2 separate regions of the Homo sapiens genome follow, and region 1 is linked to region 2. The links are chromatin loops, found by intact Hi-C in ENCODE. Cell type or tissue: Panc1. All regions are shown on one strand. Links, peaks and the distances in the headings refer to the core of each region. The heading gives the core; the rest is flanking DNA. Region 1 overlaps CFAP251 (cilia and flagella associated protein 251). Region 2 overlaps CFAP251 (cilia and flagella associated protein 251).

Region 1 (5,366 bases), core at 116-5,115, 67 kb after region 2:
CACCAGGCCAGGCCTTGGCTGCTGTCACCTGAGACTGCGTCCAGAGGGCAGAACTGTGCATGCATGCCCCACTCCTGGAAAAAGAGGCAGTCGCCATCCAGATCTAGTTCCTGGAGGGAGGTATGGAGCAGTTGGGGTCACAGTGTTGCATGAATCGCAGAGGGGGCGCTCACAGGGGTCTCCAGATGTGGCCATGCAGTGACGCTGCCCAGCCCTTACGCCCCCTCCTCAGCCCACTACTCCCTGCCCCGGGTCAGCGAGGAGATGCAGGGGGTGACCAGGGGAGGGTATGAGTGAAGATGATGAGTGGGAACAAGACACTGTGCCCCATTAGTTGAGAATGTTCTAGAGGGTATTGTGCGTTGGGAAGAGGGCGTGGGGAAGAGGGTGAGTGCTCCCAGTCCTACTGGTCCATGAAACCATTAGAAAAGCAAACCTGCCCCCACCAGGAGCCTGCTTATAAAAACAAGGAATGGCCCCAGTTCAAATATATCGTGTTCCTCTCCATTTAATAGGGAGGTTGTAAAACTTAATTATAGAACATAATTCTAAGGACATCAATGGCTTCCTGAGGCTGACAGCAGGGATCACAGACCCAAAGGCCTGCGTCATCAATGACAGAGGCAGAAATAAGATGCTCTCGGGTGAGGGGACTCCAGCCCACCACCAAGAGGCCACCCTCATGTCTTGGGGCCTGGAGCAGTCGGGGCAACAGAGGCCCAGATGCTGTATGTCTAAATGTTTAAAAGTTACCAATCAAGCAACAAGCTGATAAATAAATATTCCCCCTTGACAGTTCAACCTTCAACATGAGCTGATTCAAAGTTCACACCCGAATGGGCAGCATGCAGGGCCAAGCCAAGCTGGGCCTGCCCCATGTGTCCTCCCAGCTCTGACCCCATCCCTGGCCACTGTGTGCATGGCATTCAGGAGGTGGACCCTTCTCTATACTCTCCAAACAGCAGCCCCGGGGCACCCTTCAGGCCTATGGGTGGGCAACACCAGGGGCACAGGTTGGCCTCAGGAGGGTGAGATCCCCATGGGCCCCGGAAGTGGGCTTAGGTTATGTAGGGGAGAGAAGCCTCGGGTTCAGGTACCCAGAGTGTGGTCTAGAATTGGGTGCATGGGCTCGGGGTGGGCACCTCCTCTGCACCCTCCTCCTCATGCTTGTTTCCCAGCATACAGTGTCTTCCTCTGACCTCCTACTGGCCAAACCCTTCATGGCTCTGCAGTAGGCCCACCTCTTCCAGGAAGCCTTCCCGAAGCCCACCTGGCTGAGAGCTCCTCCAACCTTTGATGATGTTCTCCTGCATCTTGGCACTGAATCTTCTAGAGCCACGGTAGCCAACCTTTTAAAATCAGTTGAGGGCACTTAAAAAAATACATCAGTATTTTTACACCTGATTTTTACACCTGGGCCCCAGCCTTGTGCAACAGAACCTAGGGGTGGAGTCTAAGCATGGACAGTTTTTAAAGCCCCAGGCAGCCAGGGCTGAGGACCTTGGCGATGGAGCCTGTTAGTTCGCTTTCCTTGTGTATATCGTCTCTTGAGCATCTCTTCACATGGCCCAGACCTTAATAGACACTGAATAAATATTTGCTGACCCCAGTGACTAAGATTGAAAACCAGAATGCAGAACTGTTCTAGTAATAATTGAGAGACTTGTATTTCATTGGCTTTGCACTAAACCAAATGCTCAGTAACTACTAGTAAATCGAGTAAAATTAACTAGGGCACTAAATGATTATTCTAAGCTTCTTGTGAGTTTCAAGAGAATTCTTTTTGTGGCCTCACTTGTGTCCACATTATTTACTTCATCATTCATTCATTCATCCATTCATCCATCTATCTATCCATTCAGTAAACATTTCTCTGAGCCTCTATAATGTGCCAGGCTCTGAACTAAGCTGCCGGGGAAATAGAGATGAAAGCTCTGGCTACAGCTTAATGGGGAAAACAGATGTGAGCCCAAAGAATTAGAGCGTGCACCGCAGCTGCCACCCATTATTACTCTCTACTGAAAGTCACAAGCTTGGGGCTGATTCATTTTGGCACCAGTATCACCTCCGTGAACCCCTGTGGTCTAAGAGCAGCAGTATTCAAAGTGTGGTCCCCAGACCAACAGGATTGACTTCACGTGACCTAGGGACTTACAAGAAATGCAAATGGTCAGACCCTATCCCAGACTCAGAAACCCCCCAGGTGGGACCAGCAGTCTGTTTGAACAAGACCTCCCGGTCATTGTGAAGCCTGACATGTCAGCGAGCCTTTGCCTTCCAGCCATGTTTCTCAAGCTTGGCTACGCATTCAAATCATTCGAATGAGAAGCTTCCAAAAATTTGGTCCCCAGACCAATTAAATCAGGATCTCAGCTGGTTGTGGTGGCTCATTCCTGTAATCCCAGCAATTTGGGAGGCCGAGGCAGGCAGATCACTTGAAGTCAAGAGTTTGAGACCAGCCTGGCCAACAGTAGGAACCCTGTTGCTACTAAAAATACAAAAATTAGCCAGCTGTGGTGGCGCGCGCCTGTAGTCCCAGCTACTTGGGAGGCTGAGGCAGGAGAATTGGTTGGACTCAGGAGGTGGAGGTTGCTGTGATCCGAGATCACGCCACTGGACTCCTGCCTGGGCGACAGAGTGAGACTATCATCTAAAAAAAAAAATCAGGTTCTCAGGGAATAGGATCTGGGCCTCAGAACTGTTTAAGCTCTCCAGGTGAATGGAATAAAGCCCCGCCTTAGCAGGCGTGAGAATGCCAATCAAAGGCCAGGCTGACTGACAACCACCAGTGCGTCTGGGCCGCTCAGCTAGGACTCCTGCTTCTCTCAAGCCATCTTCACACGGGGGCGTTCAGAACAAGCTCTGCGTTCTATTTCCAGCTCCGAGGTTCCTCTCCCAAGCATGAACTTTGTTCAGACAAGTAGCAGAACCTGCCTTTTCAACGAACACTTGCGAAGTCGGCTCAGGAAGGAAATGTCAGTGATGCCGAAGCTGCCAACTCCGTGCTTGTTGAGTAGTGATTCTTGATCAGTCATACGGGAAGAGAGAGTAAGAGGTGAATCACATGCTGAGTGGTTTGTGCTGTGAATGTTTGCTGAGCTCTTTGGAACTCTCTGGGTATGAGTAACTCAGGCCCTTATGAATTCCTTTTGTCGTCTTAGTCTCCTGTTCTGAACTGAGTTAAATCATATATTACATTGGTAATTTATATATATTTATATATATTATTTCTTTTTTTTTTCTTTTTCAGACAGGGTCTTACTCCTCACTCCTGTTGCCCAGGCTGGAGTGCAGTGGCACAATCACGGCTCAGTGCAGCCTCCACCTCCCGGGCTCAGGTGATCCTCCCATCTCAGCCTCCCAAGTAGCTGGGACTACAGGCACATGCGCCACCACGCCAAGCTAATTTGTTGTCTTTTTTGTAGAGACAGGATTTCACAGCCCAGGCTGTCTCAAGCTCCTAAAACGATCTACCCACTCCAGCCTCCTAAAGTGCTGGGATTACAGGCGTAAGCCACCCCACCCAGCCAAATTATAATTTATCTTATGTTATGATTACATGTATTGTAATTAGCAAGTGCATAGAAAAATATAATCACAAGAGCTCTCCCTCTCCCTCTCCCACTCCCTCTCCCTCTCCGTCTCCCTCTCCCTCTCCCTCTCCCCACGGTCTCCCTCTCATGCGGAGCCGAAGCTGGACTGTACTGCTGCCATCTCGGCTCACTGCAACCTCCCTGCCTGATTCTCCTGCCTCAGCCTGCCGAGTGCCTGCGATTGCAGGCACGCGCCGCCACGCCTGACTGGTTTTGGTGGAGACCGGGTTTCGCTGTGTTGGCCGGGCCGGTCTCCAGCCCCTAACCGCGAGTGATCCGCCAACCTCGGCCTCCCGAGGTGCCGGGATTGCAGACGGAGTCTCGTTCACTCAGTGCTCAATGGTGCCCAGGCTGGAGTGCAGTGGCGTGATCTCGGCTCACTACAACCTACACCTCCCAGCCGCCTGCCTTGGCCTCCCAAAGTGCCGAGATTGCAGCCTCTGCCCGGCCGCCACCCCGTCTGGGAAGTGAGGAGTGTCTCTGCCTGGCCGCCCATCGTCGGGGATGTGAGGAGCCCCTCTGCCTGGCTGCCCAGTCTGGAAAGTGAGGAGCGTCTCCACCCGGCCGCCATCCCATCTAGGAAGTGAGGAGCGCCTCTTCCCAGCCGCCATCACATCTAGGAAGTGAGGAGCGTCTCTGCCCGGCCGCCCATCGTCTGAGATGTGGGGAGCGCCTCTGCCCCGCCGCCCCATCTGGGATGTGAGGAGTGCCTCTGCCCGGCCGAGACCCCGTCTGGGAGGTGAGGAGCGTCTCTGCCCGGCCGCCCCGTCTGAGAAGTGAGGAGACCCTCTGCCTGGCAACCACCCCGTCTGAGAAGTGAGGAGCCCCTCTGCCCGGCCAGCACCCCGTCCGGGAGGGAGGTGGGGGGGTCAGCCCCCCGCCCGGCCAGCCGCCCCGTCCGGGAGGGAGGTGGGGGGGGTCAGCCCCCCCGCCCGGCCAGCCGCCCCGTCCGGGAGGTGAGGGGCGCCTCTGCCCGGCCGCCCCTACTGGGAAGTGAGGAGCCCCTCTGCCCGGCCAGCACCCCGTCCGGGAGGGAGGTGGGGGGGTCAGCCCCCCGCCCGGCCAGCCGCCCCGTCCGGGAGGGAGGTGGGGGGGGGGTCAGCCCCCCCGCCTGGCCAGCCGCCCCATCCGGGAGGTGAGGGGCGCCTCTGCCCGGCGGCCCCTACTGGGAAGTGAGGAGCCCCTCTGCCCGGCCAGCCGCCCCGTCCGGGAGGGAGGTGGGGGGGGTCAGCCCCCCCGCCCGGCCAGCCGCCCCGTCCGGGAGGTGAGGGGCGCCTCTGCCCGGCCGCCCCTACTGGGAAGTGAGGAGCCCCTCTGCCCGGCCAGCCGCCCCGTCCGGGAGGGAGGTGGGGGGGTCAGCCCCCCCGCTCGGCCAGCCGCCCCGTCCGGGAGGGAGGTGGGGGGGGTCAGCCCCCCTGCCCGGCCAGCCGCCCCGTCCGGGAGGTGAGGGGCGCCTCTGCCCGGCCGCCCCTACTGGGAAGTGAGGAGCCCCTCTGCCCGGCCACCACCCCGTCTGGGACGTGTGCCCAACAGCTCATTGAGAACGGGCCAGGATGACAATGGCGGCTTTGTGGAATAGAAAGGCGGGAAAGGTGGGGAAAAGATTGAGAAATCGGATGGTTGCCGTGTCTGTGTAGAAAGAAGTAGACATGGGAGACTTTTCATTTTGTTCTGCACTAAGAAAAATTCCTCTGCCTTGGGATCCTGTTGATCTGTGACCTTACCCCCAACCCTGTGCTCTCTGAAACATGTGCTGTGTCCACTCAGGGTTAA
Region 2 (5,366 bases), core at 169-5,168:
GCAGGCTGTCACTTATGTTGGCCAGGCTGGTCTCAAACTCTTGACCTCAGGTGATCCACCAGCTTTGGCCTCCCAAAGTGCTAGGAGCCCCTGCACCTGGCCACAATCCATTCTTTTAAGGAGCTCTAAGGTGTGTAGGGAGGCAGACCTATGAGTGCAGTGAGTGAAAGATGCACAGGAGATGAAACAGGGCCTCTTAACTCAGTTTGGAGGATGGCCAGGGAAAGCTTCCTGGAGGAGGTGTGTGCCACAGCTGAGGTGCTCGCCTTAGAATGGAGTCGGTATGATAATAGGAGTGTAGGCTTCCCACAGACTGCTCCCAGTAGGAGAACTTAGCTGTGGCCTAAGAATAGGTCACTGTCTGTAGCTAGTCAGCCTTTTGGAGACCACGAGTGCCACTTAGAAGAATGATTTTGCCATTGTGGGTCTGCTGGTAGGCCAAGAATAAACTTGAACACACCCACGTTTGTCCTGTTCTTTTCTTTTCTCTTTTCTTTTCTTTTTTCTTTTTTGAGACGGAGTCTCGCTCTGTCGCCCAGGCTGGAGTACAGTGGTGCAATCTTGGCTCACTGCAAGCTCCGCCTCCTGGGTTCATGCTATTCTCCTGCCTCAGCCTCCCGAGTAGCTGGGACTACAGGCGCCCGCCACCACGCCCAGCTAATTTTTTGTTTTTGTATTTTTAGTAGAGATGGGGTTTCACCATGTTAGCCAGGATGGTCTCGATCTCCTGACCTCGTGATCTGCCCGCCTCGGCCTCCCAAAGTGCTGGGATTACAGGCGTGAACCACCGTGCCTGGCTCTTTTCTTATCTTTTCCTTTTCCCCCTCCCCTCCCCTCTCCTCCCCTTCCTGTCCCTTCTTCTCTCCTCTCATCCCTCCTTCCTTTCTGGGGTCTCACTTTGTCACCTAGGCTGGAGTACAGTGACATGATCTTTCACAAGCAGCCTCAACCTCCCAGGCTCAAGCAATCCTCTCACCTCAGCCTCCTGAGTAGCTGGGGCTACAGGCATGTACCACCACGCCCAGCTAATTTTGTTCATTTTTGGTAGACATAAGGTGGCACTGTGTTGCCCAGGCTGGTCTTGAACTCCTGGGCTCAAGTGATCCTCCCCTCTTGGCCTCCCAAAGTGTTGGGATTACAGGGGTGAGCCATTATACCCCATCTTGTTTTGTTTTTTAAGTACAAAATGTTCCAGCCTCTTTTAAAAAACATTTCATAATTCCTAGGTGAGGCTAACACTAAGACTGGCTGACTGGGAATAGAAAAGGTGAATAAATGGTGAGTAGCAGCACATATGGAATCATGATATTTTATTTCTTTTTAAAGAAAACCCAAAGAGGTAGCAAGTCAAAGCTTTCCTTACAATTGGAGGATGCAGAAACAGATGAGCTTTTAAGAGACCTGAGCACACAAATTGAATTTCTTGATTTGGATCAAATCAGTCCTGAGGAACAACAGATTAGTTCCCCTGAAAGGCAGCCCTCAGGAGAGCTTGAGGAGAAAACCGACCGGATGCCCCAAGATGAACTGGGACAAGAAAGAAGGGACTTGGAGCCAGAAAACAGAGAGGAGGGACAAGAAAGGAGAGTATCCGACATCCAGTCCAAAGCAGGGATCTCCCGGGAGTCACTGGTGTCCAGCACCACAGAGGACATTCTGTTTCAAAAGGATAAAAGCACCCCGGTGTATCCCTTGGTAAGTGTAATGCTTTTAAATCTCCCCCAGTGCTTTTGAGAGTGTTGCGCAATAGGGGAATTTTATGCATGTTGGGGGAAAAAGAATACCACCAGAAGGATACTTTTTAAACTAATAATAGACTTGTGTTTTTTTTTTTAAGACAGTCTTGCTTTGTCGCCCAGGCTGGAGTGCAGTGGCACGATCTTGGCTCACTGCAGCCTCCACCTCCCAGGTTCAAGCAATTCTTGTGCCTCAGTCTCCCGAGTAGCTAGGATTACAGGCATGAGCCACCACGCCTGGCTAATTTTTGTATTTTTAGTAGAGATGGCGTCTCGCCACGCCATGTTGGCCAGGTTGGTCTTGAACTCCTGACCTCAGATCATCCACCTGCTTCGGTCTCCCAAAGTGCTGGGATTACAGGCGTGAGCCACCACGCCCGGCCTAGACTTGTGTCTTTTTTTTTTTTTTTTTTTTTTGGAGACACAGTTTCACTCTTTTTGCCCAGGCTGGAGTGCAATGGCACGATCTTGGCTCACTGCAACCTCCGCCTCCCGGGTTCAAGCGATTCTCCTGCCTCAGCCTCCCAAGTAGCTGGGATTACAGGCGCCTGCCACCATGCCTGGCTTTTTTTGTATTTTTAGTAGAGATGGGATTTCACCATGTTGGCCAGGGTGATCTCGATCTCTGGACCTCGTGATCCGCCCACCTCGGCCTCCCAAAGTGCTGGGATTACAGGCGTGAGCCACCACGCCCGGCCTAGACTTGTGTCTTTTAAAGTTCGGTTAAGAGCTCCGACTGGAACACGTGTGACTGAACATGAACTTGAGAGCGGCATCTGCGTTCAATGGTGTTGCTCAGCAGGCAGGAAATTCCAGACATAGTTTGTCTGTTGCATAGGGTGCTATTTCACGTGGGAGATCCAAACTCCATTCCGCCCCTTTCCCCAGCTTCCTCCTCCCCCTTTCCTTCCCGCTTCCTCTCCCTCTTCTTCCCTTCCCTCTTCTTCCCCTCCCCTCTCCTTTCCCTTTTCTCTCTTCCCTCCTGTCTCCTCTCCTTTTTTCTCTCACATTGTAAAACTCCTCCTTCATGCTGCCAATTCCACCCCTTCCCCTTCTTGCCTCACCTCTTCTGCCTTTATCTTTACATGACCCCAAAACCATCCATTCCAAGAGGGTCCCAGAGTGGAAGGTAATGGAGGAGTGAAAGCCGCAGTGAAAAGCCCCAGGCAGTCCAGAGGAATCTGCCTTTGCCACTGCTGAAAATATTCCAGGGAGGCACCATCTGCGAGGAGTAAAAATATTATCATTTACCAGGAGAAGGAAAAGGAGGAGTTTTTTCCTTCTTCCTCCATCTGCTACTTTCTGAAAATTGTTTCCTAGGATTCATCCTTCCTGTAGATTCATGCCTTTGGAAGATGTGGAAGCGATTGAATGGATATCAAATACTTAATGTAGTTCCTAAGACATAGTGAGTACTCAGTAAGTGTCCGCAACTGTGTGTCATGACGATGACGGTGGCAAGACGTCTGGAGGGAAATGCAGGCAACTGGAAACCTCCTTTCTGCATATGGGCTTCATTTGAGCCCCGTGTGACAGCCTCTCTCCCACAGCTTGCAACTGTTCACTCCGAGAGAAAGAATAATTGAGCTTTAGGGCTCACAAAGACTCTTGTCTTGTTTAGCCAGCAAACATAAATCAGGCAATGTCTCTAAGAAGGTGTATTCTTTGTGTCAGGGGCACAGCTATCTGGACTTGGCAAGAGCCACTCCCCCAAGTTTTGGGTCTCGCTTAGCCTTGGTCTCACTGCGGAACCAAAACGGCAGAACCAAAAATTTTCTAGACTGTCTTCCTTTACAAATTACTTTAGCTTTTATTTATTTATTTATTTTTTGAGGTGGAGTCTTGCTCTGTCACCTAGGCTGGAGTGCAGTGGCGTGATCTTGGATCACTGCAACCTCCACCTCCTGGGTTCAAGTGATTCTCCTGCCTCAGCCTCCCGAGTAGCTGGGACTACAGGCATGCACCACCACGCCCAGCTAATTTTTTGTAATTTTTTTTTTTTTTTTTTTTTTTTTAGTAGAGACGGAGTTTCACCGTGTTAGCCCGGATGGTCTTGATCTCCTGACCATGCAATCTGCCCGCCTAGGCCTCCCAGAGTGCTGGGATTACAGGCGTGAGCCACCATGCCCGGCCTTTTTTAAGAGACAGAGCCCTGCTGTGTTGCCCAGGCTGGACTAGAACTCAATCCTCCCACTTCAGCCTCCTGACATTTCTTTAGCTTATTGCATGTATCTTCTTTCTTCTTTCTTTTTCCTTCACTTTCTTTTTCTTTCTCTCTTTCTCCTTTATTATTTTTTTCTTTTTGTTTATTTTGAGACAGGCTCTCACTCTATCACCCAGACTGGAGTGCAGTGGTGCGATCATGGTTCACTGCAACCTCCGTCTCCTGGGTTCAATGGATCTTCCCACCTCAGCCTCCCCAGTATCTGGGACTACAGGTGTGTATCACCACACCCAGCTAATTTTAAAAATCTTTTTTAGAGATGGGGTCTCACTATGTCTCTCAGGCTGGCCTTGAACTCCTAAGCTCAAGCAATCCTCCCGCCTCGGCCTCCCAAAGTGTTGAGATTATAGGTGTGAGCTACCGTACCCGGCCTCAATTTTTTCTTTTTGTTAAAACTATTCAGTGTTGGCCGGGCGCGGTGGCTCACACCTGTAATCCCAGCACTTTGGGAGCCCAAGGTGGGTGGATCACCTGAGGTCAGGAGTTCAAGACCAGCCTGATCAACATGGTGAAACCCCTCTCCACTAAAAATACAAAATCAGCCGGGCGTGGTGGTGCATGCCTGTAATCCCAGCTACTTAGGAGACTGAGCCAGGAGAATCGCTTGAACCCAGGAAGGCAGAAGTTGCAGTGAGCCAAGATTGCGCCATTGCACTTCAGCCTGGGTAATAGAGTGAGACTCTGTTTCAAACAAACAAACAAACAAAAACTATTCAGGATTATTTGTAAAAAATTCAGACAACTTATACATGTTTGAAGGCAAAGATTCTTCTTCCTACACACACCCCCACCCAATCTCATTTCCCTATGTAATTCCTGCCACAGTTGGCTGTGACTGCTCCTCTCCTGACCTTGTTCTGTGCATGTACAACATGTTATCTGTGTGCCCATGCCTGTGCACATGGCTCACATTTAGTTTTTGTGTTGTTTAGGTTTTTTTTTTTTTTTACCGGTGAGATAATCCTGCATTTCTACAAAATGTTTTTCCACTTAATATGTCTTGGAAGGTTTCTTGTATCAGTGCATGTATCTCTACTTCCTCTTTTTGTTTTTCTTTTTTTGAGATGGAGTCTCACTCTCACCCAGGCTGGAGTGCAGTGGTGCTATCTTGGCTCTCTGCAACCTCTGCCTCCCTGGGTTCAAGTGATTCTCCTGCCTCAGCCTCTCATGTAGCTGGGATTATAGGCACGCACCACCATACCCAGCTAACTTTTGTATTTTTGTAGACACAGGGTTTCGCCATGTAGGCCAGGCTGGTCTCGAGCTCCTGACCTCAGGTGATCCACCCACCTCAGCCTCCCAAAGTGTTGGAATTTCAGGCATGAGCCACCGTGCCCAGCCCACTTCCTCTTTTTAAATGTAACTGTTCCCCTTTCTGTGGCCATTTAGGTTGCTTCTAATTTCTT

The links. Peaks named below come from ENCODE experiments on the same cell type or tissue, not always from the same donor. Only the 100,000 strongest peaks of a DNase experiment are listed, where the experiment ranks them.
Region 1: it touches region 2 in a loop (2.2-fold over the local background); 6 of 110 quality-filtered maps call a loop at or near these places.

What each region holds. Positions count from the first base shown.
Region 1 is chr12:121,989,341-121,994,706 of GRCh38, forward strand. The region is part of intron 19 of CFAP251 (cilia and flagella associated protein 251); the gene reads left to right. Among named protein-coding and RNA genes, the nearest start is that of BCL7A, 30 kb to the right of the region's middle. RefSeq lists enhancers at 1,695-1,744, 2,827-2,926. In Panc1, for the core only: no CTCF peak of the experiment used is centred there; a DNase peak (open chromatin) is centred at 3,051; H3K4me3 peaks cover 204 bases; H3K27ac peaks cover 496 bases.
Region 2 is chr12:121,922,296-121,927,661 of GRCh38, forward strand. CFAP251 (cilia and flagella associated protein 251) reads left to right here. Exons shown (of 22, transcript NM_144668.6): 3 at 1,327-1,695. Among named protein-coding and RNA genes, the nearest start is that of CFAP251, 6.4 kb to the left of the region's middle. RefSeq lists enhancers at 2,187-2,865, 2,428-2,722 and a silencer at 5,085-5,204. In Panc1, for the core only: no CTCF peak of the experiment used is centred there; a DNase peak (open chromatin) is centred at 2,536; H3K27ac peaks cover 1,029 bases.